Regions from separate parts of the Homo sapiens genome. Here region 1 is linked to region 2. Evidence: chromatin loops called from intact Hi-C (ENCODE). Cell type or tissue: ascending aorta. All regions are shown on one strand. Links, peaks and the distances in the headings refer to the core of each region. The heading gives the core; the rest is flanking DNA.

The links. Hi-C counts contacts between places; a loop is a spot of excess contacts. Peaks named below come from ENCODE experiments on the same cell type or tissue, not always from the same donor. Only the 100,000 strongest peaks of a DNase experiment are listed, where the experiment ranks them.
Region 1: a loop joins it to region 2, with 3 times the contacts of the local background. A loop is called at or near these places in 2 of 110 quality-filtered maps.

What each region holds. Positions count from the first base shown.
Region 1 is chr9:25,757,488-25,773,837 of GRCh38, reverse strand. No RefSeq gene overlaps it. Among named protein-coding and RNA genes, the nearest start is that of LINC01241, 14 kb to the left of the region's middle. In ascending aorta, for the core only: no CTCF peak of the experiment used is centred there; no DNase peak of the experiment used is centred there.
Region 2 is chr9:25,695,321-25,711,670 of GRCh38, reverse strand. No RefSeq gene overlaps it. Among named protein-coding and RNA genes, the nearest start is that of TUSC1, 25 kb to the right of the region's middle. In ascending aorta, for the core only: no CTCF peak of the experiment used is centred there; no DNase peak of the experiment used is centred there; H3K27ac peaks cover 408 bases.

The sequences.
Region 1 (16,350 bases), core at 5,761-10,760, 61 kb before region 2:
ATGTATAAACAAGCATGTACAGCTACTGCGCATGTGCACCCACCTCTTCCCACCTCCTTATGATTAATCATGTAAGACTTCCACAAAAGGAGTCTCCCTAGTGCCAGTCTTTGCTGTCTCATCCTTACGAGTAGCCCACCCTGAACTCTCTCGGGGTGTACTGTCTACTCTGCACTTAACTTTCAAAGTACTCTTTTTCTTTCACGATAAGTTATGTTGCATCTGCTTTGCCATGTATCTCTTAATTAAGTTCTTTTAAGCTTAGGAGACAAGAACCGAGGTCTCACAACAGCTGTCAACACCGTTACTATATAAGCTTCACTAGAAAAAGGATGTCTCACTGTTTTGTTCATCGCTATAACTAAAACATGCATGAGTGCCAGAAACATAGGTGTTCAATATGTATATATTTTTGAATGAACACATATGTCTACAACAAATAAATCTAAGTTCCTGTAACTTTGTTCAAAGTTTATAAAACTTTATGCTTCTCTTACATAAGTGGTCCTACCTCAAATCCTGGCAGTAATTATTAAACAAAGAATAAAGTTGAGCAATTTTAGAAAGAGTATAAAATGTTTTGCAAATGAAAGACTCATGTAAATATTATCATATTTCCCTGAACATGGGATCCTTTACCAAATACAGCCTATGTTGTGTTTTCATATACTGTCTAAATAACTCTGCAGATGCCAGATTCTTATTGCACAAATTTGGTGAATTAAAATTACTAAATTGGTATTGTGACCCTCAATTATGTTAAATCATGAAGGCATTAAGGCCTTCAAGCAACAGCAATTGAATTACATTCCAAGCACTCTGCTTGGAAGTGGGAATTTAAAAATGAACAAAACATATTTTCCACCCTTGGGTCTAAATCCTATTACAGGTTTTTTTTTAAATATAATTTCATCTCGTGTTTAAAAACAAATATATAAAAGCTCATTAAGGTTATTATTAAGATATTATTTTACTTATTTTATTATATTTTTATCTTCCATAGTAATTATGACCTGTTGGTTATTCACATTTATTATGTCCATTTCATTATGTTAAGGAATTTTGCTCCTTTTTTCAAGTTTATATTTATTCTTTTCCCTCTTCGTTGTTCATTGTCATCAACCTCAAGTTTCATTTGTCTCAGTGTTCATTCGAACATTGTTCTAGTACATTTTTACCTTTTCTTCCAACTTCTTTCAAAACTCTTCAACAATTCTACTCCCTTTTATACTCTTTAAACCTTTACACTTTGACTTTAAATCACATGTGTTTATCTCTGCTTCCTCTCAAATGGCCACTAAATTGACAATAAAGAATATAAAATGGTAAAACCCACGTGGACAAAGATTATGGAAGTGGAGACAATGGGAGATCAGTTGGAAACCAAATGGAAAAGTTATAACAAATCCAACTGGCTGGAAAGAACTGAAACGTTAAGTGCATGGTGAGGAGAATGCTGATAATGAGCCAAACCATTTCATGGCAGGGGACTTTTTAAAAGTTCAGAGATTGGAGATACTCTTCCCAGTTAGGAAGAGTAGTGAGTGCATAACCAGAAATGGGGTAATTATTTGTGCATCTATATATAAAAGACTTAAATCCAGATTGTTCCATAATGCCACCTAACCAGGTGAATGCTCCCAGGCAGAACAAAGGTTTACTCTCTGAGGAAACTTAGTAGAAGAAGCTGGAAACTATAGACTCATGTATGTTGAAAAACAGGAGCAAGATGTGTAACTAAAATAAGATATTTTATTGAAGGCCTGCTCACTTAGTCCTCTTTGCTTCTGGAACAACTATGGCCAGGCAAAATTACATGAAGCAGGAGTCAAGGATTCCTTTCTAAAGAAACTGGATAATCATAGGGGGAAAATACCCTATGTACTAACTTGTGCATTCTCCACTGTTAAATACGTGACTCCTCATTCAGTGACTACACAGTGAAGCTAACCTATCAGCTCTAAGTTGTGCCTGCAAAGCCGATGATCAAATATGAACAGGCACTGAGTGTAGTATATTTTATTATTGGCAAAATATTCACTGGCCCTCCCCACCAGACCCATTCCTGGTGGGAGGATGGTTAATTTCACCTCATTGACATAAACCCTGATTATGTGATTTGCTTTGACTAATGAAATATGAACAGAAGGGATGGGTGTATTCCCCCTTTGAGCACAAGTTTTAAGAGTTCTTATTGGTTTTATCATTCCTATTTGCCATCTGTAATTACACTAATGATGTCTTGCACAGAGGATTGAGAAAACAGAGGAGAAAAGGTAGCATAAGGAAATTTTGATAATTAAAGTGCATAAAATGCTATATTGAAAATGCTCCTCCAATGCTGAAGAAGTGAATAAAAGTAAACTCACACAGAGACACATTATCATCACATTTCAGAAAAACATAAATTAAAAGATAATCCTGTTAGATTCTAGATAAAAACAAATGATCGCCACCACCATCACAAGCAGTTATAGCATTGGAAAGCAGGACAGAGTTAAATTTTTCCGCAGCAATAGCTCGGGTCCGAAGACTATGGTAAACTGCCTTCAAATGTATAAACTTGTCTTAATCAGGGTTATCCAGAGAAACAGAAATAATAGAATATAGATATGTGTGAATAGATATAAATAGAGAGGGGGAAGAGAGAGAGATTTATTATAAAATATTGGTTGCTACGTTATTCAATTTGTTGGCATAAAATTGCTCATAGTAGTCTTTTATGATCCTTTGCATTTCCGTAGTATTATTTGTAGTGTCTCCACTTTCATTTATACTTTACTTGAGACATAGCTTTTTTCTTTAGCTAATATTTTATCCATTTTTAGCTTTCCAGAAAGCAAACTCTTAGTTCTGTTTATCTTTTTCTATTCGCGATTTCATTTATTTCTGCTCTAATATTTATTATTTTTTTCCTTTGGGAAAGAAGTTTGGGCTAACTTTGGGCTTAGTTTGTTTGGGCTTAGTTTGTTCTTTTTCTAGTTTCTTGAGGTATAAACCTCCCTCTTAGAACTGCTTTTGCTGCATCTCACACATTTTGGTATATTGCATTTCCATTTTCATTTGACTCAATATACTTTTTCATTTCCTGTTTGATATTTTTCTTTTGTCTGTTGCTTGTGCAGGAGTGTATTCTTTAAGTTCCACATATTTGTAAATTTTCCTCTTGTTACTGATTTCTACTTTCAAAGCTTAGTGGATAGAAAAGATGTTTGATACAATTTTCATCTTACTACATTTGTTATGACTTGCTTAGTGGCCTAAAGTATGACCTATCCTAGAGTATTTCATGTGTGCTTGAGAAGAATATGCATGTGGCTGCTGTTAGAAGAAATATTTAATATTTGTCTGTTAGGTCCATCTGATTTAAATTACAGTTCAAATCTAATGTTTCTTTTTCTGACTTTTTGTCTGGACGATGTAACCACTGTTGAAAGTGGAGTATTGAAGTCCCCTACTATTATCATGTTGCTATATCTCTCTTCTGCTTCATATATTTAGGCACTCCATTTTGGGGTGCGTATATATTTATAATTATTATGTCTTCTTGATAGATTGACCCATTTATCCTTATGGAGTAATCTTCTTTTTCTCTTGGTACACTTTTTGACTGACTTCTATTTTATCTGACATAAGTTTATATACCCCCTTCTCTCTTTTGTTTTCTACTTGTATGAAATGTATATTTCCATCCTTTCACTTTCAGCCCATTACTGTTTTTGAAGCTAAGGTAAATCCTTTATAGGCAGCATAGAGTTGGCTTTTTCTTTTTTCTTTTTTTTTTACTTTAAGTTCTGGAATAGCATTGAATCTATACACGTGCAGAAAGTGCAGGACTGTTATGTAGGTAAATGTGTGCCATGGTGGTTTGCACCTATCAACCTGTCACCTAGGTTTTAAGCACTGCGTGCATTAGCTGTTTGTCCTGATGATCTCCCTCCCCTCGTTCCTGCCTACCAAGGGGCCCCGATGTGTGTTGTTCCCATCCCTGTGTCCATGTGTTCTCATTGTTCAACTCCCACTTATGAGTGAGAACATGTGGTGTTTGGTTTTCTGTTCCTGTGTTAGTTTGCTGAGGATGATGGCTTCCAGCTTAATCTGTGCCTCTGCAAAGGACATGATCTCATTCCTTTTTATGGCTGCGTAGATTTCCATGGTGTATATGTGCCTCATTTTTTTTTAATCCAGTCTACCATCGATGGACATTTGGGTTGATTCCATGTCTTTGCTATTGTGAATAGTGCTGCAATAAATATACGTGTGCATGTATCTTTATAATAGAATTATTTATATTCCTTTGGTTATCCCAAGGAATCCCAGTGATTGGGATTGCTGGGTCAAATAGTATTTCTGGTTCTAGATCCTTGAGGAATAGCCACACTGTCTTCCACAATGGTTGAACAAATTTACTTTCCCACAAACAGTGTAGTGTTCCCATTTCTCCACAGCCTCGCCAGCATCTATTGTTTCTTGACTTTTTAATAATCGCCATTCTGACTGGCATGAGATGGTATCTCATTGTGGTTTCAATTTGCATTTCTCTAATGATCACTGATGTTGAGCTTTTTTTCATAAGTTTGTTGGCCACATAAATGTCTCCTTTTAAGAAGTGTCCATTCATATCCTTTGCCCACTTTTTGGTGGGGTTGTTTGGTTTTTTTTTTTTGTACATTTCTTTAAGTTCCTTGTAAATTCCAGATATTAGACTTGTCAGATGGGTAGATTGCAAAAATGTTCTGCTATTCTGTAGGTTGCCTGTTCACTCTGATGATAGTTTCTTTTGCTGTGCAGAAACTCTTTAGTTTAATGAGATTTCATTTGTCAATTTTAGCTTTTGTTGTAATTGCTTTTGGCAATTTCATCATAAAATCTTTGCCATGCCTGTGTCCTGAATGGTATTGTCTAAGTTTTCTTCTAGGGTTTTTATAGTTTTCAATTTTACATTTAAGTCTTTAATCCATCTTGAGTTAATTTTTGTATAAGGTATAAAGAGGGGTCCAGTTTCAGTTTTCTCCGTATGGCTAGCCAGTTCTCCCAGCACCATTTATTAAATAAGGAATCCTTTCCCCATTGGTTGCTTTTGTCAGGATTTTCAAAGATCAGATAGTTGTAAGTGTGTGGTCTTATGTCTGAGGTCTCTATTCTGTTCCATTGGTCCATATGTCTGTTTTTGGTACCAGTATTATGCTGTTTTGGTTACTGTAGCCTTGTAGTACAGTTTGAAGTCAGATCACATGGTGCCTCCAGGTTTCTTCTTTTTCCTTAGGATTGTCTTGGCTCTGTGGGCTCTTTTTTGGTTCCATATAAATTTTAAAGTAGTTTTCTCTAATTCTTTGAAGAATGTCTATGGTAGTTTTATGGGAATAGCATTTAATCTATAAATTACTTTGAGCAGTATGGCCATTTTCATGATATTGATTCTTTGTATCCAAGAGGATGGGATGTTTTTCCATTTGTCTGTTTCCTCTCTTATTTCCTTTAGCAGTGGTTTGCAGCTCTCCTTGAAGAGGTTCTTCATGTCCCTTGTTAGCTGTATTCCTAGGTATTTTATTCTCTTTGTAACAATTGTGAATGGGAGTTCATTCATGATTTGGCTTTCTGCTTGTCTATTGTTGGTATATAGAAGTGCTTGTGAATTTTGCACATTTATTTTGTATCCTGAGACTTTGCTGAAGTTGCTCATCAGCTTAAGGAGTTTTGGGGCTGAGACAATGAGGTTTTCTAAATATAGTATCATGTTGTCTGCAAACAGAGACAGTTTGACTTCCTATCTTCTTATTTGAATACCCTTTATTTCTTTCTGTTGCCTGATTGCCCTGGCCAGGACTTCCAACACTCTGTTGAATAGAAGTGGTGAAAGAGGGCCTCTTTGTTCTGTGCTGGTTTTCAAAGGGAATGCTTCCAGCTTTTGCTCATTCAGTAGGGTATTTACTGTGGGTTTATCATAAATAGCTCTTATTATTTTGAGATATGTTCCATCAATACCTAGTTTATTGAGAGTTTTTAACAAGAAGTGATGTTGAATTTTCTCAAAGGCCTTTGCTGCATCTATTGAGATAATCATATGGTTTTAGTCATTGGTTCTCTTTATGTGATGTATCACATGTATTGATTTGCATATGTTGAACCAGCCTTGCATCCCAGCGATGAAACCGACTTGATCGTGGTGGATGAGCTTTTTGATGTGCTGCTGGATTCGGTTTGCCAGTATTTTATTGAGGACTTTTGCATCAAAGTTCATCAGGGATATTGGTCTGAAGTTTTATTTTTTTGTTGTGTTTCTGTGAGGTTTTGGTATCAGGGTAATGCTGGCATCATAAAATGAGTTAAGGAGGAGTTCCTCCTTTTCAATTGTTTGAAATAGTTGTGAAGCAATGGTACCAGCTCCTCCTTCTACCTCTGGTAGAATTTGGCTGTGGATCTGTCTGGTCCTGAGCCTTTTTTGGTTGGTAGGCTATTTATCACTGCCTCAATTTCAGAACTTGTTATTGGGATACTCAGGGATTTGACTTTCTTCTGGTTTAGTCTTGGGAGGTTGTATGTGTCCAGGAATTTATCCATTTCTTCCTGATTGTCTAGTTTATTTGTGTCGAGGTGTTTATAGTCTTCTCTGATGGTAGTTGTATTTCTGTGGGATCTGTGGTGATATCCTCTTTATCATTTCTTATTGTGTCTATTTGATTCTTCTCTCTTTTCTTCTTTTTTAGTCTGGCTAGTGGCCTATTTTATTAATTTTTTCAAAAAAACAGCTCCTAGATTCATTGATTTTTTGAAGGGTTTTGTGTGTCTCTATCTCCTTCAGTTCTGCTCTGATCTTAGTTATTTCTTGTTTCTGCTAGCTTTTGGATTTGTTTGCTCTTGCTTCTCTCGTTCTTTTAATTGTGATGTTAAGGTGTCTATTTGAGATCTTTCTAGCTTTCTGATGTGGGCATTTAGTGCTATAAGTTTCCCCCTTAACACTGCTTTAGCTGAATCCCAGAGATTCTTGTACATTGTTTCTTTGTTTTCATTGGTTTCAAAGAACTTTTTGATTTCTTCCTTAATTTCATTATTTACCTAGGAGCCATTCAGGACCAGGTTGTTCAATTTCCATATAGTTGTGTAGTTTTGCGTGAGATTCTTAATCCGGATTCTAATTTGTTTGCACTGTGGTCTGAGAGACTGTTTTTTATGATTTCAGTTCTTTTGCATTTGCTGAGGTGTGTTTCACTTCTAATTATGTGGTCGATTTTAAAGTAAGTGTCATGTGACACTGAGAAAAATGTATATTCTGTTGTTTTGGGGTGGAGAGTTCTGTAGATATCTGTTAAGTCTACTTGATCCAGAGCTAAGTTCAAGTCCTCAATATCCTTGTTAATTTTCTGTCTTGTTGATCTGTCTAGTATTAACAGTGGGGTGTTAAAGTCTCCCACTATTACTGCGTGGGAATCTAAGTCTCTTTGTAAGTCTCTAAAACTTGCTTTATGAATCTGGGTGCTCCTGTATTGGGTGCTTACATATTTAGGATAGTTAGATCTTCTTGTTGAATTGATCCTTTTACCTGTGTAATGCTCTTTTTTGTCTTTTTTGATCTTTGTTGGTTTAAAGGCTCTTTTTTCAGAGTCTAGGATTGCAACCTTTGTTTTTTTTTCTTTCCATTTGCTTAATAAATTTTCCTCCATCCCTTTATTTTGAGCCTATGTATGTCTGTGCACATGAGATGGATCTCTTGAATACAGCACATCAGTGGATCTTGACTCTATCCAATTTGCCAGTCTGTCTCTTTTAATTGGGACATTTAGCCTATTTACATTTAAGGATACTATTATTATGTGTGAATTTGACCCTGTCAACATGATGTTATATCATGATTTTGCACACTAGTTAATGCCATTTCTTCATAGCGTCATTGGTCTTTATATTTTTGTGTGTTTTGCTGTGGTGGTACCAGTTTTCCCTTTCCATATTTAGTACTGCCTTCAGTAGCTCTTGCAAGGTAGGCCTGGTAGTGATGAATTCCCTCAGCATTTGCTTGTCTGAAAATGATTTTATTTCTCCTTTGCTTATGAGGCTTAGTTTGGCCAGATACAAAATTCTGGGCTGAAAATGATTTTATTTAAAAATGTTGATGATTGGCCTCCACTCTTTTCTGGCTTGTTGGGTTTTTTTTTTTTTTTTCAGGCATAAAAACACATTTATTGGTCAAAACTTTTACAAATGGAAAGCTTTTAAAAAACATACCGCAACGAATCCCATATGGAAAATATACAAATTTCACAGTCTCCTATAAAGATTTTAACAAGTAATAAACAGTGTTATTCCATAGTTTTGAATGATAGAAAGGAGGAAACTTCTGAGATAAATTCCACCTATTTTTGTTTAGGGAATTAAATTATTTCTCAGAAACACATGACTAAATATTATTGTGATCCTGGAGAAATTCCAGTAGCAATTTGTTGGGTTTTTGCTGAGAGATCCACTGTTAGTCTGATGGGCTTCCCTGTGTAGGTGACCTGGCCTTTCTCTCTGGCTGCCTTTAATATTTTTTCCTTCATTTTGACTTTGGTGAACTGATGATCATGTGTCTTTGGGTTGATCTCTCATGGAGTATCTTAGTGGGGTTCTCTGTATTTCCTGAATTTGAATGTTGGTCTGTCTTCCTATATTGGGGAAGTTAATATCCTGAAGTGTGTTTTCCAACTTGGTTCTATTCTCCCCATCTCTTTCAGGTACTCCAATCAGTCTTTTTATATAGTCACATATTTCTTGGAGGTTTTGTTCATTCGTTTTCATTCTGTTTTCTCTAATCTTGTCTGCCTGCCTTATTTCAGCAAGACAGTCTTCCATCTCTGATATTCTTTCTTCTACCTGATTGATTCAGCTATTGATACTTGTGTATGCTTCATGAAGTTATCTGATTCAGTTATTGATACTTGTGTATGCTTCATAAAGTTCTTATGCTGCATTTTTCAGCTTCATCAGGTCATTTCTGTTCCTCTCTAAACCGTTATTCTAGTCAGCAACTCCTGTAACCTTTTATCAAGGTTCTTAGTTTCTTTGCATTAGGTTAGAACATGCTCCTTTACCTCAGCAAAATTTGTTATTGCCCACCTTCTGAAGCCTACGTCTGTCAGTTCATCCATCTCATCCTCCGTCTAGTTCTGCCCTTGTTGGAGAAGGGTTGCAAACATTTGTAGGAGAACAGGCACTCTGGCCTTTTGGGTTTTCAGTGTTTTTTCATTGACTCTTTCTCATCTTCATGAATTTGTCTAGTTTTGATCTTTGAGGCTGCTGACTTTTGGATGAGGTTTTCATGGGTACATTTTTCGTTGATGCTGTTGCTGTTGCTTTGTGTTTCTTTTTATTTCAATAGTCAAGTCCCTCTTCTCTGGGGCTGCTGTGGTTTGCTGTGGGTTCACTTCAGGCCCTATTCATCTGGTTCACTTCCACGCCTGGAGATGTCACTCGAGGAGGTTGGAGAAGAGCAAAGATGGGTGACTGCTCTTTCCTCTCATACCTCTGACCTCAAGGGTCACTGATCTGATGCCAGTAGGGACGCTCCTATATAGGATGTCTGACAACCCCTGTTGAGGGGTCTCACCCAGTTGGGTGGCATGGGAAGCAGGACCCATTTAATGAAGAACTTTGGCTGCCCCTTGGTGGAGGGGGTGTGCTGGCTGCACTGAGGGGAAACCCCCTCATCTGGGCTGCCCAGATTCCTCAGAGCTACCAGGAGGAAAGACTAAGTCTGCTGGTCCATGGAGACTATGGCCACCCCTCCCTATAGTGGCTCAGGCCCAGGGAGATCACAGTTCTATCCCTGAGCCCTTGGCTGGAGTTACAGTTCCTGCAGGGAGGCCCTGCAGCCTCAATGTTTGCTGCTGCACCTCCCCCAAGGAGCTCAGAAGGCTTAGACAGCAGGCAGCCGCAGCAGTGGTGATGGCCGCTCCTCCCCCTGGGAACTCAACTGGCTTAGGCCAATTCTAGCTGAGTGAGAATCTGCAGGGCTTCGTGGTTGGGACTTAAGGCCCTGGTGGCGTGGGCTTACGAGTGGGATCTTCCGATCTTGGATTGCACAATTCCGTGGGAAAAGCATGGTTTCCCAGGCTTGGTAGCATGCTCACTCACTGCCTCCCTTGTCTGGGGTTGGGGGCTCCCCTGACCTTTGTGGCTCTCAGGTGGGCTGCCACATGACACTGCTCTTCCTTCTTCTCCCTGGGTCATGCCAGCCACCTACTCAGTCCTAATGACAGAACCTGCATACCTCGGTTGCTGGTGCAGGATTCACACACTGTTTTGGATCTTTTCCATGGGAGCCTCAGATCACCGCTGCTTCTAGTCTGCCATCTTGGCCCTGCTGCCCCAGTTGACTCCTTAAAAATAAAAAAAATTCATTCTGCCACTGTATGTATTTTGGTTGGAGAATTTAATTAATTTACTTAAATGTTATTATTAATTGCTATTTTGTTAATTTTTTTCTGACTTTTTAATAATTCTTTTGTTCCCTTCTTTTTCTCTTGCTGTCTTCCCTTTTGATGATGTTTTGTAATGGTATGTTTTAATTCTTTACTTTTCATATTTTCTATATCAGTTATAGGGTTTTACTTTGTAGTAACCTTAAAAAAGGCTTAAATAAAATATGTTATAGTTGTAACATTCTACTTTAAGTTGATAACGTCTTAAATTTAATCACATACAAAGTTCTACACTTTTACTCATACCCTTCCACACATTTAATATTGTTGATGTCACAGTTTAAATCTTTTCGTATTGTATATCCATTGAGAAAATACTGTAGCTGTGGCTCTTTTGGGCTCTTTTGTCTTTTAACCTTTATATGAGATAGTTAAAGGTGGATTACAGACCACTATTACAATAGTAGAGTACTCTGTATTTGAGTATATATCCACCTTTACCAGTGAAATTAATGCTTTCATATAACATGATTTTATGTTACTAATTAACACCCTTTCATTTTGACTTGAATAACTAACTCCCTTTAGCATTTTCTGTAAGCAGGTTTAGTGGTGATGACCTCCTTCAGCTTTTATTTGTCTGAAAAAATCTTTATCTTTCCTTCGTTTCTGAAGGACACCTTTGCCAGATAAAGTATTCTTGCTTAGCAGTTTTTTCTTTCAGCTCTTTCAATGTATCACCTCACTCTGTCCTGGCCTGAAAGGTTTCTGCTGATAAATGTGCTAATAGCCTTATGTAGGTTACCTTGCATGTGACCTGTTAATTTTTGCTTACTGTTTACAAAATTGTCTTTTTCTTTGATTTTTGAAAATTTAATTATCGTGTGTCTCAGTGAAGCCCTCTTTAGAGTGAATCTGTTTTGGAACTTTAAACTTCATGAATGTGGATATTTTCATCTTTCCCAAGATTTGGACACTCTTCAGCCATTATTTCTTTAAATAAGCTTTCTGTTCCTTTCTCTATATTTTCTTCTGGATTTCAGTAGTACCTGTATTGATTCACTTAATGGTATCCCATAACTTCTGTAGACTTTCTTCGTTCTTTTTTCAAAATTCTTGATTTTCTCCTCTGACGGGATAATTTCAAAACATCTGTCTTAAAGTTTCACAGATTCTTTCTTCTGCCTGATTGAGTCATCTATTGAAGTTCTTTATTGAATATTCATTTCATTTATTGTACACTGCAACTCCAGAATTTATATTTGGTTCTTTCTTTTTATGATTTGTATTTCTTTGTTGAACTTTGCATTTCGTTCATGTAGTGCTTTCATGAGTTCCTTGAGTTGTTTATTAGTGTTCTCTTATATCTCACTGAGATAGTTTTAAATGATTATTTTAAATTGGGGAGGGGGGTAACTCTTTGATCTTTACATCTTTTAGGTCGGTTTTTGGAAAATTGTTGTGTTTCTTTGGTGCGATCATGTTTTCTTCCACTTTTGTGTTTCTTGTAGCCTTGCATTGATGTCTGTGCATTTGAGGGAGTAGTCACTTCTTCCAGCCTATCAAACTGGTTTCAATGGAGAAAGACTTCACCTGCAGGCAGTTGCAAGGGCATTGCCTGGTTGGGGTGCTGCATTTCCAATTCTGAAAGAGCACAACAGTGTGGTCTCTGCGAAACTCTGTCAGCTGAGGTCAACATTGGTAAAGACTGTAGGAATATTCAGAAACTAAGGCTATGAGTGTCTGTGGCAGTGGTGGCTACTAGGGCTGTTAGTATCCTTGGTGGTAAAGTCTACTGTGGTCCTAGCACTTGTCTTTTTCCCCAGTGGGGGAAGTTCTGGCCAGGGAGAATTCTCTTTGTATCATGTCTATTATACTGTCCTCCATGGAGTGGGAATGCACAGGGATCCAAGACACAGGTACTCCTGTGGCTCTTTCTATTGAGAGAACACTCCAGCATGGATTTTGGACAGCTCTGTCAGCTGGCCTCAGCATTGGGAAAGACTGCAGAGGTCCTTGGTGGCTAAAGCTGCAGATGACTGTAGCAGCGAGAAAGATTGCTGGGGTTCACCCGCTCTCTTTTATTTTCCTTCAGGGAAAACCCCTTTGGAGAAATTTCTCTCAGTTTTGAGCTCTCTGGAATGAAGCATGGGATGATGCAACAGATGCTTTTACTCTTTTCTGTGTGGCCATCCTAAGTTCTTGTGCTCCACAAGATTTCTGAGCTTCTTGGTTGTAGCGTGAACATTTCCCAGAGCTATTTTTGTTTGTATGTAGTTGTTTATTCATTGTTTGGCGAAAGAGCTGCGAGTTGGTACCTCCTAGTCTGTCATCCTGCTGATGCCACTGTCCCTATGGTTGCATTGAATTAATATTAATTTTTCTTTGATAGCTTGGTATAACTCTCTAGTAAGACCATTTGGCATGAAGTTTTCTTTTTTGGCATGTTTTAAATTATTAATTTTATTTCTTTAATAATTATAGGACTATTCAAATAGCATTTTATTTGGGGTAAGTTATAGTAGTTTGTGTGTGTGTGTGTGTGTGTGTGTGTGTGTGTGTCTGTGTGTATTTAAAAAATTAGGCCAGAAACAGTGACTTATGCCTGTAGTCCCGGCACTTTGGGAGGCCAAGGCAGGCTGATGGCTTGAGCCCAGGAGTTCAACACCAGCCTTGGTAACATATAACATAGCGAGTCCTTGTCTCTACAAAAAATAAAAATTAGCCAGGCTTGGTAGCATGTAGTCCCAGCTACCCAGAAGGCTTGAGGTGGTAGGATCACTTGAGCCCTGGAGACAGAGGTTTCAGCGAACTGAGGTCCTGCAACTCTGCTCCAGCCCAGATGACAGAGTGAGACCCTACCCTGTCTCAAAGAAAAAAAAAAAAAGTTCATTTTATCCAAGATTCAAACTTTTGTGTACAAAGTCGTGCATAGTATTTTCTTATAATTTTGATGTCTATAAGGTCTGTAGAGATAATCCTTATTTTGTTCCTAATGTTGGTAATTTGTGTATTTTCTCTCTTTTATTTTTGTCAAATCTTTTTATGTATTTTTTAATTTTATTGATCTTTTCAAAGAAATAATTTTTGATTGTATTGATTTTTCTGTTTTCAGTTTTATTAATTTGTACTCCAATAATTGTTCTCTTATTTCTTCTCTAGGTTGGTATGTATTTTTTATTTTTTTCTGGATTCTTAGGGTAAGACATTAGATTATTGACATGAGATGTCCTCTTTTCTAATGTAATCATTGAATGACATAATTTTTTTCTCAGCACAGCTTTAGCTGTGTCATAATTCTCTTGCTGTGTTGTATTGTACTTTTTATTCAGTTCACTAAGTACTCCCTAGAGACTTCAACTCTTTAAAGTTCTTGAGGTTTGTTTTATGACCCAGACTATTACCCATTTTAGGCTATATTCATATCAGATGAAGTAGTAAAGTTGACTTTTTTCTGCTTGATTTTATTAATGTTTGTAGGATATATATTTTTCTATTTATTTACTTTAACCTACCTATATCATTTTATATGAAGTGAGATTCTTATATTCGAGTCATATTTGCTTTTTAATTCACTCTCCTAATATCTGCCTTTTAAGTGATGTAATTAAACTATTTATGTTTAATGTAATTATTGTTATGTTTGGGATTAATTCTTCCACTTAATTTTGTATTCCCTGTTCTCTTTGTTTTTATTTTTCTCTTTCTTTCTGTCTTACTGTGAATAACATGGACATTTTTTAGAACTCTATTGCGGTTTATCTGCAGTGTTTTGAGTATATATCTTTGCATACCTTCTTATTTTTTTGATTGCTCTAGGTATTATACATAACTTACCAGAATCCATGAGTGTCAGCAATTTATCAGTTCAAGTATAAAATTTTAATTCTCTTTAAATCCCTTTAATTCCCCTCTTTATAATCATTTCAAATATATCCTCCACATTTATTTAGAACCATATATTTACCCACAACACAGAATGCTCTAATTTTTGCTTCAACTATTATACATAACTTAGAAAACTGAAGGGAAAAGTAAAATATATTGTATCGACCCACATTTTTACTCTGTTCTTGCTTTTTATTCATTGCTGATACTACAAAAATCCTTTTATTATTTTGTTTGTGTTTAGATAACTCCCTTTGAAAATTCTGTTAAGGTATACTGGCTGGGGACAAATTCTTTTAGGTTTTCTTTATTTGAGAATGTTATCATTTCCCCTTCATTTCTGAAAGCTATTTTCATTGCCTACAGAAATCTGAGTTGGCAATTCTTTCCCTTCAGCTCTTGAAAAATATTGTGCCACTAACTTTTGACCTTCATTATTTTTATCAGATGTCTATTATTAAAATTATTTTCCTATATAGGTAGCATTTTTCTCTTGCTATTTTTGATATATTTTTGTTATCTTCTTTAGTCTTCTGAAGTTTGACTGTGATATGCCTTTATGTAGATACTCTGGGTTTATCTTGTCTTAAGTTCACTCAGCTTGTTGATGCTGTTGATTTATCTCTCTAGCCAAATTTGAAAAGTCTTCAACCATTATTTTTCAAAATTTTTCATGCCTACCTTTTCTCTTCTTCCAGGGCTCTTTTGATTTGTAGTTAGATCTTCCACTGTGATCCTACAGGTCCTTGAGTGCCTGTTTATTTCATTTCCAGTCTATTTTTCACTCTGTTGTTCAGATTGAATAATTTCTATTGTTTCTTCAAGTTCACTGATTGTTCCTTTTTTGTCCCGTATTATGTTATTGGGCTCTCACAGTGAATTTGTTTATTTTGTTGTATTTTTATCTCTTAATTCTTAATTTGGTTTTTCTTTATATTTTCTATTTCTTTATTGAGATTTTAGATTTTTGTCAATTATCTTTGTAATTGATTTTAGAAACACTTTTAGGATGGCTGCTTTAAAATATTTATCAGGTGGTACTAACCTCTGTACTCTCCGAGTTAGTGTCCATTTTTTGTCTTTTGTCATTTAATTTGACATTTTCTTTGTTCATTGTATGATGAGTGATTTTCTGTTTAAAAATGACCATTTTAGGTATTAAGTTACAAGACTTTGGATGTTATTTGAACTTCAGTTTCACTTGACTTCCTCTGATACCGCTATGGCGGAGTAAAGAGGAATACTGCCTCATTAATGTCAGGTTGGGATAGAGGATGGAAGTCAATGTTCTACACTTGGTCACTGTTGACACCAGAGGAAGGAAGGGCTTCTCATTACTGCTTGGTGAGTGTAGGAATACTGGCTCCCTATAGGCCTCTGATAAAACTGCCTTGTCTGGAAAGGGTAGTATTTCCTTGATATTGTTCCCCATATGACATCCACTGATATCACTGTGGTGTGGCCTTGCCTATCATTGGGTGGTGGCTAGTGGCCTAACTATTCACTTGGCCTCTTCTGATACGACCCAACTAGGAAGAACTAGAGATGACTTGATACAGCTAGAAAGAAATGTCCTTGTTACAACCTGATGAAGGTGGAAGTGTATGTTCCCACCTGCCTTTGCTGGTGGGGACAGGGTGGAACCAGATTTTTCTGTGGTATTTGGCTAGAGTGTGGCAGTTATCTAAAAGGTTTTTTTAAATATATTTAGAAAGGGACCAGACTACACCTCTCCTGGTCCTTTAGCTATAGGACCCCTCTCCTGGTCCTTTAGCTATAGAAAGTAAGCTTTTGTTGGGTCATTTCTGTCTGCATCCACTGGCATTCCTAGGTTGTCAACTTTTCCATATTGATTCTTTTACCCCAAGATCCCTAGCCACTCTGCCTTCCTATCTCCACCTTTCAGACTGTGTTAGTCAGCCATAACAAACTACCACAGACTATCTTAAAGGACAGAAATTTATTTCTCATAGTTCTGGAGATTGGATGTCCTAGATCAAAGTGTCAAAAGGTCTGGTTTCTCCTGTTTCTCCTTTGCTTGCAGGAGGCCACCTTCTCCCTGCATTCT
Region 2 (16,350 bases), core at 4,325-9,324:
ATGACCAATGCAGTTTCTCACTTACTCATATGATTATTGGTCATTTGGATATCTTCTTTTGTGAGGTACCTGTGTAAGTCTTTGCCATTTTTCGGTTTCATTGTTTATGAATTTCTAATATATTCTTGATAATGCTTTATATTTTATGGCTATTTTTAGGTTGGTTGCATTTTTTAAATAAGCATCTGAATGAAATAAAAAGTAAAGACATTTTGAGTGCATTTGTAAAGCAGAGAAAAGCTATGACTTAAATGAAAGCAAATGACTGTGTTTTGTGATATAACCTAGAAGAGTGTTTGCATTCCCAAATCTTTGAAGAGCTAGCTTTTCTCATTTTTGTTTGCAATCATTTGAAAATGTATAGATCTTAAAGATTATACATAATGCCATCTAAAGACCTTACTCCTAAAATATTGGGGGTTGTATATGTTGCCATTTTCTAAGTCCCCAAATGCTTTGAAAGAAGTTAATTATAAACACACTATTCTTTTCTGAAAAACACATGGAAGATTTTATTTTAAAAAAATACAGTCTTCTTACTCCACCCACATTTTTTAATGGGTTTCCTTTATTTGGTTAGATCTGAAAGAAATTTTTAATATGATATTTGAAATATCTATTATGTTTGCAAATTTAATAAAATTCCAAACCTAAAACATATTCCAGATTTAATTATTTTTTTCCATGCCTTTTATAAGATCTTATTTTTCTTCTAAATGATAGCTCTACACTGCTTAAAAATATTCATTCCATCAATTATCTCACTTGACTTAATCAAAAGTGAAAGAAGATATATTAAATTTACTTCTCTAGGGGTAGAGTAACCCAAACAAGCTATCCTCAAAAGCAGAGCCTGAGCAGAGTGTAGGAGAAAATACACTCATTTAGAGCCCAACTCTCTTAAAAATTACAAAGGGGAAAAATTGTTAAGACATAGCCATAAATGATAATATTGTTTTATTTTCACAAATTTAAAATTCACACCATTTGTCACATCCAAGTATCTCAAAAACAATTTCCAGCTAGATATAGTGGAACCCACACTGAGAATATAAATCAAATTTAAGCCAGGATTCTGGGAATCACAGCTTTCTTTTATGTAGAAAGTTGCATTCCTGGTTTCTTATCTTGTAGCTTTATACAAAAGAGGAAGAAAAAGAATAAGAACAAAGGCTACAGACGATGTAAAGATATGGCGATTGAAGTTAAATTTTGTCTCACATACGAGGAGCACTATAACAAAAAACATCTAGAACCATAAATTGTTAAAATTTAGATTCTATATTCCTTTTTTTTACTTAAGCTCGTTTGTAAGAAGCTCAAAAGTAAAAGGCTTTTGTTAGCTGGAATTGTCCTAGACTTTGAAAATGTGTTTTAAATAGAGAATGAATCATTATGGATGAGCATATTGGATTTGCAAGTATTTGACTGTTTTGATACTTTCTGCCTGAATGTTTTCCAACTCTCTGTACCATAGATGCTTCCCACACATTGAAATGTCTTGCAGTTGTTCAGAGTAAAGGAAACTAGGCAAGGAAGTCTATCTTCCAAAGACAGTCCCTCTATATATAGCATTCATTTGGCTGTCAAAACAGAAAAAGGCTGTCTGACAAATGTCTAAATATCACAATGTTCATGTAGGCTCATTGTCTGAGGTTTGTGTTTTACATTTACATTTAAACATGTTTACTATATTTATTGCTCATATATACAGTTTCTCATTTCAGTTTCAAATGATGTGTACACTATTTTTTTGCAGTTATGAAAAGTCACATTTTATGTGGTAGATAAATTAGTAGTTTTTAGCAAAATGGAATTTTATATATTGAAGAGACAGAAAAATACAAAAGAAAACAGTTTTTATTTTATTTGGCTCATAGCCATTATTAAAACTTGATTAAAAAATCCAAATACTGCCAAACGTTATTTCTCTTTTTCAGATCATTATCATGAATAGAGTCATTAAAGGTCTGTCTTCCTCTGCCCCAAATAAAATGAAATATTGTGGGTTTTAAGTCTATAAACTTGCTTGGTATAGAATTGGAGCTTCAAAGACATGTTACAATCTTCTAAAGACTTCAGGTGAATTCATATTCTGCACATATACAAATTCAGGGAACAATATCTAAGATAAGGAACAATTTTGGAGTCTTCTTATCTCTCTTTAATTGCACTTTTCACTCTTTTTCTAGCATTCCTTATTTTCTGGATGCCTGGTAATCTATTCTTATGTTAGTTCCTTTCTTCCTTGAAGGACGGCTATGTAATTAGTCAACTATTTCAAATAAAAAAAAATTATGTTTTTTCATCGTTGAGATTCCTTGTGCTATTTTGATTTAAATAGAAATTTCTCGGACATCGTGGTGCTTAACCCAAAGAAATAAATGTGGATGTCTAGACTGACTTCCTTCCCTTCCTTCTTTCTCCTTTCTAAAGTCGGAGAAAATAGGGTTCTTGCGTGGGATAGGGGCACAGAGTGTATACAGAAGGGTCTTAGTGAAGGCTAAGTAAAAAGCATTAAACACGAAGGAAGCAAGAACTTGGTTTTGCAACTATGGCTCAAGCCTGGACAAGTAAGAAATATAAAAAAGAGGTTAGAATTTGCATACAGATTCAAAATACAGTTTCCAGAAGACTTAAAGACCCCAGTTAAAGAATGAACATTGCAAAGTTCTCTTGTCCCTAGGCTAGTAGTACTCAGAAATAGTCTGCTGTTATATAGTCCTAGACAAATGCTTTAGAGAGTGACAGAATTAAAACCTGCATCACAACTCTGGGTTCGGGCCACATAGGGTGACCAACTTCTCCTTTTACCTTTAAGAGATCTGGAATATACTTTGGTTCTTCAGAAATTTCATCTCTTCTGGAACCCAGGGAACTTTAAAGAGAGACAAAAAAGTCCTCCTGACCTGTCTTTAGAGTTAATATCTGTCAGTGATGGTCAGGAACCTAATCAAAGGTCTGGGTACCTTTCGCTTTAAAATAAAGCATCCATTTTTTAATAGAAAGGTTTTCCTGTTGCAACTTATGAATGTATTTATTTGCTTGTTAGTTTGTTCATTTGTTCATATATTAAAGTAATAGTTATTTCATTTGTACCTTAGGTGATAGGATAAAATGATAAATAAGACTAGTTTGGGCTGGGCACAGTGGCTCATGCCTGTAATCCCAGCACTTTGGGAGGCTGAGGCGGGTGGATCACAAGGTCAGGAGATTGAGACCATCCTGGCTAACATGGTGAAACCCCATCTTTACTAAAAATACAAAAAATTAGCCAGACGTGGTGGCACGCACCTGTAGTCCCAGCTACTCAGGAGGCTGAGGCAGGAGAATCGCTGGGAGCCCGGAGGAGGAGGTTGCAGTGAGCGGAGGTCACACCACTGCATTCCAGCCTGGGCTATAGAGTGAGACTCTGTCTCCAAAAAAAAAGACAAATGAGGTGCAAGACAAATGAGGTGCCTATTCTCTTAGAGAGATCTGAATGAGACAAATAAGTACTTTTATACTACAGAGTTCTAACTTTTAATGAAAAGTCCTTATTTCAATAGACTTGTTTGTTGATAACTGGGACCTACGCTTTGTGACAGGGCATATTCCAGGATAATCTATTCTGAAATATTCAATAATATTTTATAATTTATAATAATAGGTACATCAAAAGTTACAGAGACAGCTCAATAAATACCTGCAGTTTTAGGAAAGATCAAAGGAAATCATCCTGATTATGTAGCCCTTGTTTAATGCAATCAGATATAATTATTAAGAATTTGCATCTGTATTTAGATACCTGAGTTTAGAATTCAAGATTAAAGGAAACATTTTGACTTTACAATTTTTTTTTATTTTTACAAAGACAGCTAAATATCTGGAAATTTTATCTCTTCATTTGGTTATATTTACAAATAAAGGATTTTTGTAACATCCGGCATTAAAAGGCATATCTCAAAGTAGCTTCAAAGAAATTCCAAGTCGCTTGTAAACCCAGATAGATCTTTTCATAAACATGGTGGCAAGTCATGGCAATACAGATTTTCAGTGTGGGATACTTTCCTATTTTATCAAACAGATGAGTTTCTTTAAGAAAAAGAAAGCTACTCCAAATATCCATATGTGACACAATTATGCAATGATGCCCTAAACCTTGATATTTTAAAACATTTTTAGAAAGTCTACTGTACAGAATGCCTTTTTCTACTCTGTATGTCTATAGCCTTCAAGATCAATCTCAAATTTCATTTCTGACAGTAGTCTAAGCAAGCAACTTTTTGAAACAGATCAAACACTTGATCTATTATATTAATCTCGAGACAGAATTGTTGAAATTCCCTAATTACTATAGAAATTTATCAATTTAGCTTTTAGCTTATTTTTTCTATGTATATTGCTACAGTTTGAATTTATGTGTTCCTCTAAAATTCACATGTTGAAATTTAAAGTCCAAGGTGATATTCTTAAGAGGAGAGGACTTTGGAGAAGTAGTGAAATCACGAGGGGGCTCTGCCCATGTGAATGGGATTAATATCCTTATAAAAGAGGCTTTTGAGAACTGCCTAACCCTTTTTCCCCTTCTTCCATATGAGGATGTGGTGTTGGTACCCTCCGGAGGCTGCAGTAATAAGGCTCCATCTTGGAAGCAGAGAGCAAGCCCTAACCAGAAAACAAACGTTCCAGAGCCTTGGTCATGGACCTCTTCTCAGCCTCCCTAACTATGATAAAAACAGTTTTTATTATTCATAAATTACCATTATCAGATATTTGTTATATAGCAGCAAAAACAAAGTAGGACATATGTTACAAAGCTATGTTGACAGGCACATACAGATTCATAAATGTTATATCTTCTTAGTGAGTTTTTCATTTTATCATTAAGTAACAGTCTTTTCAAATCAAAACATTTTTTCCTTTAAGTAGATTTTGTATGACAACAATGCTTGCTATGACGGGGCATTAAGCCAGACATTTTTCTTATCACCAAAGTGAAAAGGCACACAAGTCCCCAACATTATTTAGCCACATTGGGTACATTCTGTGGAATATTGTGCCTGAAAAGTCTAAAAGGGGAAAATTGCTCCAATGGAAGTAATGTTTTCATGTTGGTGAAGTTGTCAGATAAATGGTTAGAGTTTAGGAAAACATTCACTAAACCAAAGATTTTGCCAATTAATGGATAATGTAGTGAAACTCCTGATGTGGTAGGTCAATGAGTGGAAAAGTTTAATTAAATACTACATTTAATACAAATGGTTTTCTGCTATACTACTTGGGCTGTTCATGCTATGGATGCCTATCATCTTCTGGCTTCTTATTTGAAAAATAGCTTTAGACATTAAAATATTAGAAAAATAATACAAAGTGCTTGTAAACCCTAAATGTAGCTTTCCCTATTGAAAATATCTCACATAAACTTAATTATATAAATACAGAAATGTCACTGATACAGTAGTGTTAACTGCTCTCTCTACCTTATTAGAAGTTTTCAAATGTTCCCATTAGTGTCCTTTTCCTGATCCAGGATCCAACTCCAGACCCTACTTTGCATTTAGTTGTCAGGACTTTTAATTATCTTACGGTTTGTGATGGTTACTCAGTTTTCTTTGTCTTACATGACCCTGACAGATTTGAAGAGTACTATTTATTTAGTTTTTAGCATTTTCCTAAAGTTGGGGATATTTTTTTCAGGGTCAGATTCAGATTATGCATATGTGACAGGTATACTCAAAACGGTATTATGCCCTTCTCAATGTATCATTTGAAGATGAACATGATGATGATATGTCTTACTTTTAATGAGGTAAACTTGATAATTTTTGCCAAGTTTCCCTATTATAACATTTCTATTTTTCCTTTTGAAATTAATAAGTTTTTTGTGGGAAGATAACTATAGACTGTGCAAATATCTTGTTTCTAATTATAACTTTTCCACTAATTTTAGCATTCACTGATGACTCCTGACTGCAATAAGTATGACTAAATTGTTTACCAAGTGGTGAATTTTTATTGCTTCTCTTATATTTATTAATTTGAATTCTACTCTAAGAAAGAGATGTTTCTTTTATTCCATTTATTTGTATATGCACTCAATTATTTATTTCTGTCAATACAGACTCATTTATTTTATTTGATGGGCCAAAATTCATAGCTATCACTATTTAATTTTTTCCCCAAATTAACCCAGTTTGGGCTATTGAGAGATTCTTTAAACCGGCTCCTGTGAACCCTCATCTTTTTTAAAAAATTGTTTCTTCACTTTCTTCTTTTCTGGCATTCTAAGATATTCTGGACTCATCTTGGACTTCCTCAGCAATTGCCCAACCCTGGAATCAGCCATTTTTCTCAAGGATTCTTGTTTGTTTTTATTAGAAAATTGCATTTAGAAACCAAAATCTAGACATTTGGTGTTCTCACTACTACTAGGATGTTATTGCTGTTATGCCTTCTCTGTAAACAAAACTTGAAAGTATTTGTGTATATAGTAACACATACGTACACACGTCTACATCTATTTCTTATTTATTCACATTACTTATAATAAAAGCCAAGAGTTTTGATAAATATTTTCAGTTCCAACCCAACATCACAGAGTTCATTCTAGCCTTCCACTTTCCTTATTTGTAACTCCTTTCTCTGATAGTGAGAAACTTGTGTTGTTACCCACAGTCTATTTCTGTAAGACACAATTACATAATATATTTTCAGAATTACTAATACATATACCAGTAAAGCAAAATTTAGCTAGAGTATTATTCGTATACAATTATTTTTATCTTTATCCTTACGTATCTTGTCAAAATAATCTTTTGGAATCTACTTCATCTTGTTATTTTTCCCTGACCCCTTCAGTAGGGCTATGTTATTAATCTGTAATAGAGTTAGGCTTATTCATTATGGTTTTATTCCATTTTTGGTTCCCCTTAAGACATCCAGCTTGAGTTTATCAATATATTGGTTCTGTTTGTGAAATGTTGCTATGATCCTTAGCTGCAGAAGTATACTTAAAGGTATACCTAGAGTAATGTCTCTCTCTCCCCTTTTCTTCTAACCCCCATTCCCTTTTTCTTTTCACTCCATTCTCATTATTTCTCATTCATTTTTTATTTTTACTACTTGAATTACTTTATTCACAAATGAGCAGATGTGTTCATTATTTTCTTATTTACTCTTTTTTTCTTATATAAAAGGCAATGCACTATAGGTATTCAGGTATTCTTTTGCATTTTAGTATTTACACTTGAAAATACATCCTGAAAATCACTCCATATCAGTTAATAGAAATCTTTTTTATTCATTTTTATAGCTGCAAATGGAGTACGAAATATTCTTAAATGTCTATACATACAAACTGATAACTATTTTTATTCATTAATTTTGATGACTACTTACATTCAAATCAAAATAAAATGCCACACCACTTGCTGCCTGAATTTTTATCCCTTTCCTGGCTTCATGAATCAGGCAAACACACATGTCTTGACTCATGTACATGTTCTAGCTGTTACTTATCACCCTCTTCCTGTTACTTCTTGCTTGAGTTGGCTTCTGCTTCATCTTGTGATCTCATATTTGAATCTGAGTCTGCGAGTCTCTGATTCTCCCCTCCTCTTTCTAGCTCTGGGCACCTTTCATCAGTATTGGTCCCACCTTGGCAGCAACATGACTCCCAGTCTGTGTGTCAGTTTCTTGGTGAACTCCTCCAGCCGTAGTGGTCTTACTTTTACAGTAGGCCTAGTCTACTTGGGTCCAATCCAGCTGATTCTACTCCAGCTTCTATCTTTTCTCTCTGACTTCTCTGCAGCACTCACATACTCTAAACAAGATACCTGGGATACTGTCCAAGTTGCAGAATAAAACTGTGCTTTAAAATTTAGCACTTTTTTTTTCTAAAAAAAGAGGGTTACTTCTTTTTGACTATATCTGTGCTATGCTTTTACTCTGACTATTCATTTAGGACACTGTTGAAGCAGCTCCCTGACAAAATTTATCCATTTATAGTAAATGTTTCACTTCATGGAAACCTGCTGAAATGGAAAGTATTTTGGAAATAAATTAAACATAGACTATTTTTGAAAACTATGCATAGGCAGATTCAGCAAATGTTGATAGCTTGGAAATTCCTGATACTTTAAAGGGAAGAGGAAAAAAAAAAAACTATACTTCTTTGGTAAAAAGTTTTTAGTTTCCCACATCTTACCTCATTTTTACAGATGCAGTGATTAAGACCCTGATCAGGTGTCCCAAGGAGTCTAATACATCTGAAAAGAAAACTTCTTAGTTATTCATATAACCTTGAACAGCACAAATCAAAATGCAGAAATAATATATCTACATTTAACTCTCTTATTACTAAAATATTATGAGATCTTCTTTATTTCCTTTTTCTGTCAACACATGTAACAATTTAGACATCAAATTTGAGCTATATGAAGAGCAGGGGGCAGCCATTAGAAGAAATAAGTAGAAAACATATGCAACAAATATTTGTGATAAAGCAAGCCATTTCATTATCCACATGCAGTTTGAGCCTCTTTACTACATTCTCATTTTTGGCAGAAATCAATTTGCCTCTTTTTCACATCAATGGAACATCTCCTAGATGAAGCCCTGAGGTGGGTATATAAAGGGTATCTGACTTTTTCATTAATGCAAAGCTATTAAAGCCATAAATAGGAATTAACAGCATTCAACATTCACTGCAGAAGGACTCCTCTAGCAAATAGTCCATAGAAAAAAAAACAGAACAATTTTTCATTTAAGTCTGGCATTTATAGGTTGGAGGTGATCTAAAAATTGCAGCATAGAAACGTAAGTTCTAAAGGTGAAAATGGCGCAATAGTGGTCAGAGCTGAATAATTCACTTTTCTCAGATCAGGTTTAATTTTACTTGTACTATAAATGCATAGACAGATATTTGCTACTCTAAAAATACACTGTGTATATTTACTTGCTACAGATGTCTGATGAGTCACTGCACAATATGTTTCGGATAGGTGAAAATGATTTGAATATCTAACAGAATTGCAACTAAAATAAATATAGTATTTAAAAATAAACTACAGAGGTTAAACATGCTGAGACATTTTAAGGTTAGCATTGCCTACTTGATGAACAGAGGATTCATGATCATCTCTCTGTTTCCCTCTGCATTTCTCATTGTTTGACATGCTCGTCTCAAACAGAGCAGATGTTGGCTGGTTCTTATAAGTAGTTTCTGAGAGACCCCATCTTCCTTGCAGTTGTCAACCATCAGGAGCTGGGGATCCTGTTCACTATTAGTAGGTAGTCCCCTACATTATACTTAGAAATCAGGAAATTTTGTGTCAAAAATGAAGTTCTAAAGTGGGAGAGGGGAATGTAAATTGTGGAATTCAATTACATGGAGAATATGAACAGTCATCCAACTCAAAAGCATTTAACTCAGAGAAGAAATCTCACTACAACCCCCAGATGGATGAAATGACCAACTTACAACTTACCATTTTCACTTACTTACAAAGCAATGCATTCTACTATTCCATTGTTGGACATTCTGAGCCATTAAAAAGTTCTTTAATTTTAGCTAGTATGTCTCTTTGCAATTTCTTATGTTAATCTTATATTTGCCCTCTGGTGCCACTAAACTAAACCTAATACCTGTTTTTGCAGGTTAGACTGCAACTACTTGTTTAAAATATCCAGTCATTAACAGTTCTTCATGTAATGTAACTATAAGATTCTCTCTTCCTTTTCCAAGTTTTTGCAGCTATTTGGAGAAAAAGTGACTAAACAGGCCACTTAACATCCTTAACAGCTCCCATTTAAAATACTGGCATTGCCCACACTTTTGTCCAGGAAATCTATAATCTGCCTTCAACGGGCCCTTCTGCCTTAGTTCCAGATCCTTTACCCACCAGTTCACTTCTTGAATACTTCCTGTCCTTTAACCCAACGTGCTTCCCAAAGCCACCGCTTCTGAAGCATCAAGTTCACTTTATCTCACAAAAGCCAGTTCTGACAAATCCTATCCCTAATCCAGCTCCCAAGAAGTCCAGCTTTGACAAGGATTCTAATTTCAGGAGTGGTGGCTAGCCTAAATTTATGTAGACAGCCTAAATTAACACTGAGTTCTTAAGACTCCATAAGCCGTACTCAACAAAATTGATCAAGTTAATTTGTTTTGTTTTGCTTTTTACTGGCTGAGAACACTTTTGAGGCACCAAATTTGCCTTAAAAGCAAATATATATTTTTTTAAAAAAGCAAGACTAGGCTGGGCGCGGTGGCTCATGCCTCTAATCTCAGCACTTTGGGAGGCTGGGGTGGGTGGATCATGAGGTCAGGAGTTTGAGACCAGCCTGGCCAACATAGGGAACCCCGTCTCTACTAAAAATACAAAAATTAGCTGGGCATGGTGGTATGTGCCTGTAGTCCCACCTACTCAGGAGGCTGAGGCAGGAGAATCGCTTGAACCCAGGAGGCAGAGGTTGTGGTGAGCAGAGATCATGCCACTGCACTCCAGGCTGGGTGACAGAGCAAGACTCCATCTCAAAAAAAAACAAAAGCAAGACTGTCTCCCTACCAGAGCCTTTATCATCACCATGACTCATGACTATACAAAGACGTTACTATTTTGAGATCTAGTATTATAAACCCAAGAATAACTCACATTTAAAAAAATACCCAAATTTGAATGTAAAACTTCGTTTGTGTTCAATTTATTGGGAGATAAGAGAGTCAACAAATTTCTGATCTCAAGGAGTTTATAATCTAATTAAAGAAATAAAGTGACAATTACAGTGCTATTTGATCAGTGCTTTGACAGAAATAGCTGTTCTGTGCTAAAAGTAAATAAAAAGGGACCCAATTAGAAGGAGTGGAGGCATTTATCTTAGAGGATATGAAACATGAGCTGAGTTGTGATTTACAGATAGGAGTGAGCCAGAAAAAGGTGATAAGAAGCATACACAAGGCAGATGCAACAAATGAACCTTGTTGTAAACCTGGGAGAGGGACTTTTGTACCCTGAGAATTATTTGTGATGGTGAAATATGTAATGAGAGCCTGTGAACTATGAGAGGTCTGGAAGGTATGCAGGCATCACACAATAAAACACCTTACAAAACAATGCAAATACATCAGTATTTACTCTGAAGGAAAGAAAAATCACTCAAACCAAGAGGAAGTATACTGTCAAATTTAGGAGACTGATGTGGAGATTGAACTTGAGAAGTATGAAACTAAAGGTGGGGAGACCAGTGAAAGGCCTTTGAAGTGAAGGACTGCCAGAGTAATTCTGCAGAGAAATAAATAAAGCTTTGAACAATGGGAAATATAGAATGTCAACTCCTTGAAGGCAAGGGTTTCTAGCTCTTTTGTTCATTTCTAAGTCCTAAGAACCTAGAATTGTGCCTGATACATAGGAAGTTTATAAATATTTGAAGAAAGGAGATGGAAGGATAGAAAGAAGGAAGGATAGAAGGAAGGAAGGACAATTGAAGACATATCAGAAGAATTCATTGACAGATCTTGTAGACTCATTCATTAGAGTATTACTCCATGTTTCTGCTTTGGTTACTTGGGTACTCAGTTGTTCCTTTCACTGAAACAAAAAGTATAGGAAAAGTAACAGGTTAGTGTGAGAAATGTATGGCCGTATTGAACATATTGACTGACTACTAAAAGCCAGACATTATGCTAAGTACTGGAAATACAATAATAAACAAAGCATTGTCCTTGCTCTTAATAGAACTTATAATCTTGTGTAGCCAAAATAAACAAATAAGTACATAAAATATATACAGCTTATTAAATGAGGGACATCATTAGGAGGCCAAGAAGATAGTTAGTTGAGCTAGTGGTCAACTACTACAGGTAGGTAGGTAGTCATGAAAAATGTTTCCAGTGTAAAAACTGATGTTAGGACTTGAAATGTTGGGAAGAAATCATATGAAAGCTAGTAGAAGAATGCTCTGCGTATAAAACAGAGTTTGTCATGTTCAAGAATCTGAAAGGAGGCTAATGTGTCTAGAGTATATACAGTACAAGGAAGTTCAGGCCGAACATTTTTAAAATGGGGAGGAATTTGTGGTTCTCAGTGAATAAAATATAAGAATAAAGTAGATGGCATCTGGAAAAATAGAAGTTAGTTGTCAGAGATTGGAAGAGCAGAATTTAGGTTTTCAGATGTGTAGCAGCTCCAGATGATGGCCAAGTTCAGGATGTGACCTTGAGGATCCACATCTAGAGTGGAGACATTGTGAAAGTTATCAAAAATGCGGAAGTCAAGGCATGTTAAAGACAGGTGTTAAGTGGATAGATGTTAAGTGGATTGTCCTCAGGGTCTTTGAGTTAGGTTAGGTATCATAGAAAGCAAAACTGCACTCTGTGATTGAACAACTTTACTAATTTCTAAATGGGCAAAAAAAAAATTGCTTATTGAAAACATTGAAAATTTTTGGTTTTTTTCACATATACATGGGATAGTAAGAAATGTGTTATACTTTACCTGAAACTGTCATTTTTGCCAACAGCAACAAATACTCCATATTGTAGCAGAAACAAATAATCCAGTCATTAAAATAGTCAGAAGCAGTGATTCCTAAAATTGCTTCAGTATAAAAATCCTCTAGGATGCTTGTTAAAAATGCACACTCTTGGGTCTAATTCCAGATTTACTGAATCACAATCTCCAGGAGCAGTGCTTGGAAATTTTTATTTCCAAAAACGTGTCCTAAACAGTTCTAAAAATCAGGCAAGACTGGGAAATGTTGATGTAGTAGAAATATATCATACTATGTGTCAGGAAACACGATCCCAGGCCCATTTCTCTGCTAATCAGCTTTAGGCTTTAGGTTCAATTGTACAGTCTTCTTTAAGACTCAGTTTCCCCTTATACAAAATAATTTTTTGAGGTTTTTTCCATATACAACTTTCCTGTTGCTATCACTTCTATGGATATTTATGTAGGAATTTTCCCATATACCTCAAATCAGGTTATAATGTTTTAACATAAGGCAACATAAAAAACAAATGAACAACAACTTACAAATACTTTGCTGAAGATTTCTTGAAATTGATGATGGCCCTTTTCTTTATTTCTCATATTTTCACTTTACCAGTTTACCCTACCATTGTGGAAATAATCTAAGAGATTTTAAAACCCTCTTATTTTGGGTGTCTTTAAAAATTTCAAATAAAATAGCTAATCAAAAGAAAAACAAACTCAGTTAAAATGAGTATTTTTATATTTAAATTATTTCTATTCAAAGGAAACCCCAGTAGGCTGCAAAAGAAATTTAATTTTTAACAATAACATTTTCTATTAAAATATTTTATATTTTTTATTTCAAAGCCATGTTTGCAATTAGTTATATGATACAGTACGACATCTTCAGTAATATATGTATTACTATCTGCTGTACTATAAAAGCATTAATTAGCTTGGAATATAAAATAAGACCTGTGAATACTGTGCATGTAAACATAAAAAAAGAATTTAGCTCAGGCTACAATGAAATATAAGTACTAACTGAATGATCTCTGTACAATCCTGTTTACAAGTACCCACTTCATCCAGTTTGTGTAGCGCCTCCAGATATTCAGGTAAGAAGACCAATTAGCATTAATGCCTGGAAGCAGAATTGAAATGAAGCACATACGCCAGTGTCACAAGTGAAAGATTAACCCTATTCAAAGTCATACTCAGTGCTGTGTTTGCTACCTACATTATAGCCAGATTTGAAATGTCAAATCTATTTACTGTAAACATCTTGAGGAAAGAGAACATGAGTTTCTGTTAAAGACAAAAATCAGTTTATTTTAATTGGCATAGAGAAAACCTGGGGATTTCAACTGTGTTTACTAATTTTCTTCAGCAAACCATGACGTTCAAAAGAGGAATTCACTAGAATATAGCATATTTGGGTGTTTACGAATTTGAGGAAAATCTTTATTTAGTTGAAAAAAGACTTGGCTTTTTTGCCATGTCTTTTCTCAGAATCTGACACAAGCAGCTCTATGTCAGATCCAGAACACAGGACAAAAAAGCAAGTTGATGGGCCTCTAGTGATAATATGGAATTTGAAGTTCTAAGAACTAGATGTTCATTGAAAAACTGAACTGCAATTTGCCAAGGTCAGAGAGTGACATTTTCATAAATTAATGCTATCAGAAGCTGCTGGAATATTCACAATTGTCTCATTTGAAACCAGCAGAAATTCCAACAGAGGTCATGCTTATTATGCTGGGAGCAAATCCCAATGTATGTAAGAATTTTCTTTGAAAAAACAGTGATAACACTCAAATAGACTTTTTTTTTTTTTGTATACTAAAAGGAAACATACATATATTTGTATGTTTAGTGTCTCTTTACTTACTCTAAAATATGTTTTTCTTTTTAAGTACTTAAGCTTACATACAATTTTTCAGTATTTATATAGAAGTAACAAAAAAACCTTAAAATAGAAGTTCCAATTTGATGGATATAGATTTGAATTGAAATTTGGTATTGGAATAAGAAATAATAAAAACACAACGAGGCAGTGTCAGAAGCTAAAGGAAAGAGTCGAACTAATTTTCTACTTACTTCCAATACATGTTAAGTTCAGAAAAGTTTATAGCTAGGTGAGCCCCAAGCACAGGAATTGATTGGAAATTATTAAATATTTATTTGGCTTTTATCATTTGCCATTAGGTCACACATAAAGAATATTCTGAAACCATAATAAAGAATATTATCATTTCAGGATATTCATTAAAACACTTCATTGCATTAAAAAAAAGATGGGAATGGGAATGGAAAAATGACAACTGCTGTGAGACAAGACACGTAACTGGGAAATAATAATAGGGAATTTTAAGTTGGCTGTAATTTCCCTAATTATATCTTTATCTACCAGTATTTATATCATATCATTTAACTCCCTTCTTTGCACTTTCACCCTCTGGAAAAAAAAATGGTTGTTATCAAATCAAGCCCATCTTTCCCACTGCACAGTATGCCAATTACTGAGATGACTAGTTTCGCAGCAAAGGGTTTGTTCATGGGGCAGCAAGGCAAGGAGATGGGAGAACAAGTCTCAACTCTGCCTCCCTGAAGATGGGGTTTAGAGATATTTATGGGATAGAGAAGCAGGGTGATCTGAGGCATGGAAAATGTGATTGGTGATAAGATAAAGTGAGGTAATCCATGTTCTGCACAAATGTGGTTAAGCTTCAGGGCTCTTCATAGGATGCATATTTGAAAATTTGCAGCATTAGAATGATATGAGGGTGGAGCTGTTGGGTTGATGTCTAAAGGGCACCCATTGGACATTCGCACAGGCTCATTTGAAGGGTTGGCAGTCTCACCCGGTTTGAACTGGAGAAGAGTTGACTCTAAATTTCTGAAAAACAACTTAGGCAGCTATTACCATTATGACCCATACATCAGCTATATTATCTATATTGAGGCAGAAGAGTCTTTTTTGAGAAAAACAACTACAAGCAAGCAAAGCAGGTTCAAGTTTGAAGAGCCCAGTCAGGTTTGCTTTTGACTTCATGGTTAGTCCCAGTTCATTAACACTAATTAGAGAGCTAAAGTTTCCCCAGCAAGGGGTTCCAGGCCAGGAGTCTCCAATCCTTTTTAACTGCAAGCCTACTATTCATTTCCCTAAGATACAAAGCAATACAGGGAAGAAGAAATTAGAGTTGTACTTACTAACAGTGTAAGGTTCAGCTTGGATAGGAACCAGTGTCTTCTAACAGGGCAGAGGAAACATGCCTGTGGGTGGCTCCCAACCTTGCCCCACACCTGGCCAGAAAGGGCTGGCAGCCTCAGAGTGTCTTGCCACAAAGGCCCTCAGTCCTGCTAGAGGCCATGAACATGCCTTCCACTTTCTTGGGCAGTAGTACTCAATGTACAATAAAATAGGAAAGAACAGATGGAAATGGTAACCACCAAGCTGTCACAAAATAAATTTAAAAATAAGCAAACAAACAAATCAAGCAGTACATTCCCTGAGAAAGAAATGTGAAGCACGTTTGCACTTGCAGATACCCCCCAGTGAGTCCTGTTATCCCCGTTAGCATATAGAATGTCTGTCCCTAGTCTTCATGCTAAGGACTTCAATTATTTTATTTTTCTCAGTATGAATAGTCTTTTCCCTTAAGTCACATTCTGATGGATAGCTTTGTCTGACACCCCTTTTTCTTATCCCTAGACAGATCTCTCTTGCTTGTGTGGTGGCTGAGAAAAAAAAAATCTTTTTTCAAGTGAGAGCTGTTAAAAGCAGAAAGTGTTCCTTCTCTTGGACTCTCCCCTGAAACCTCTAAATCTCTAAGCAACAATAGGCTCAGCTGACAGTCCTGATCTGAGACATTTAAGATGATTTTAGAAAAGA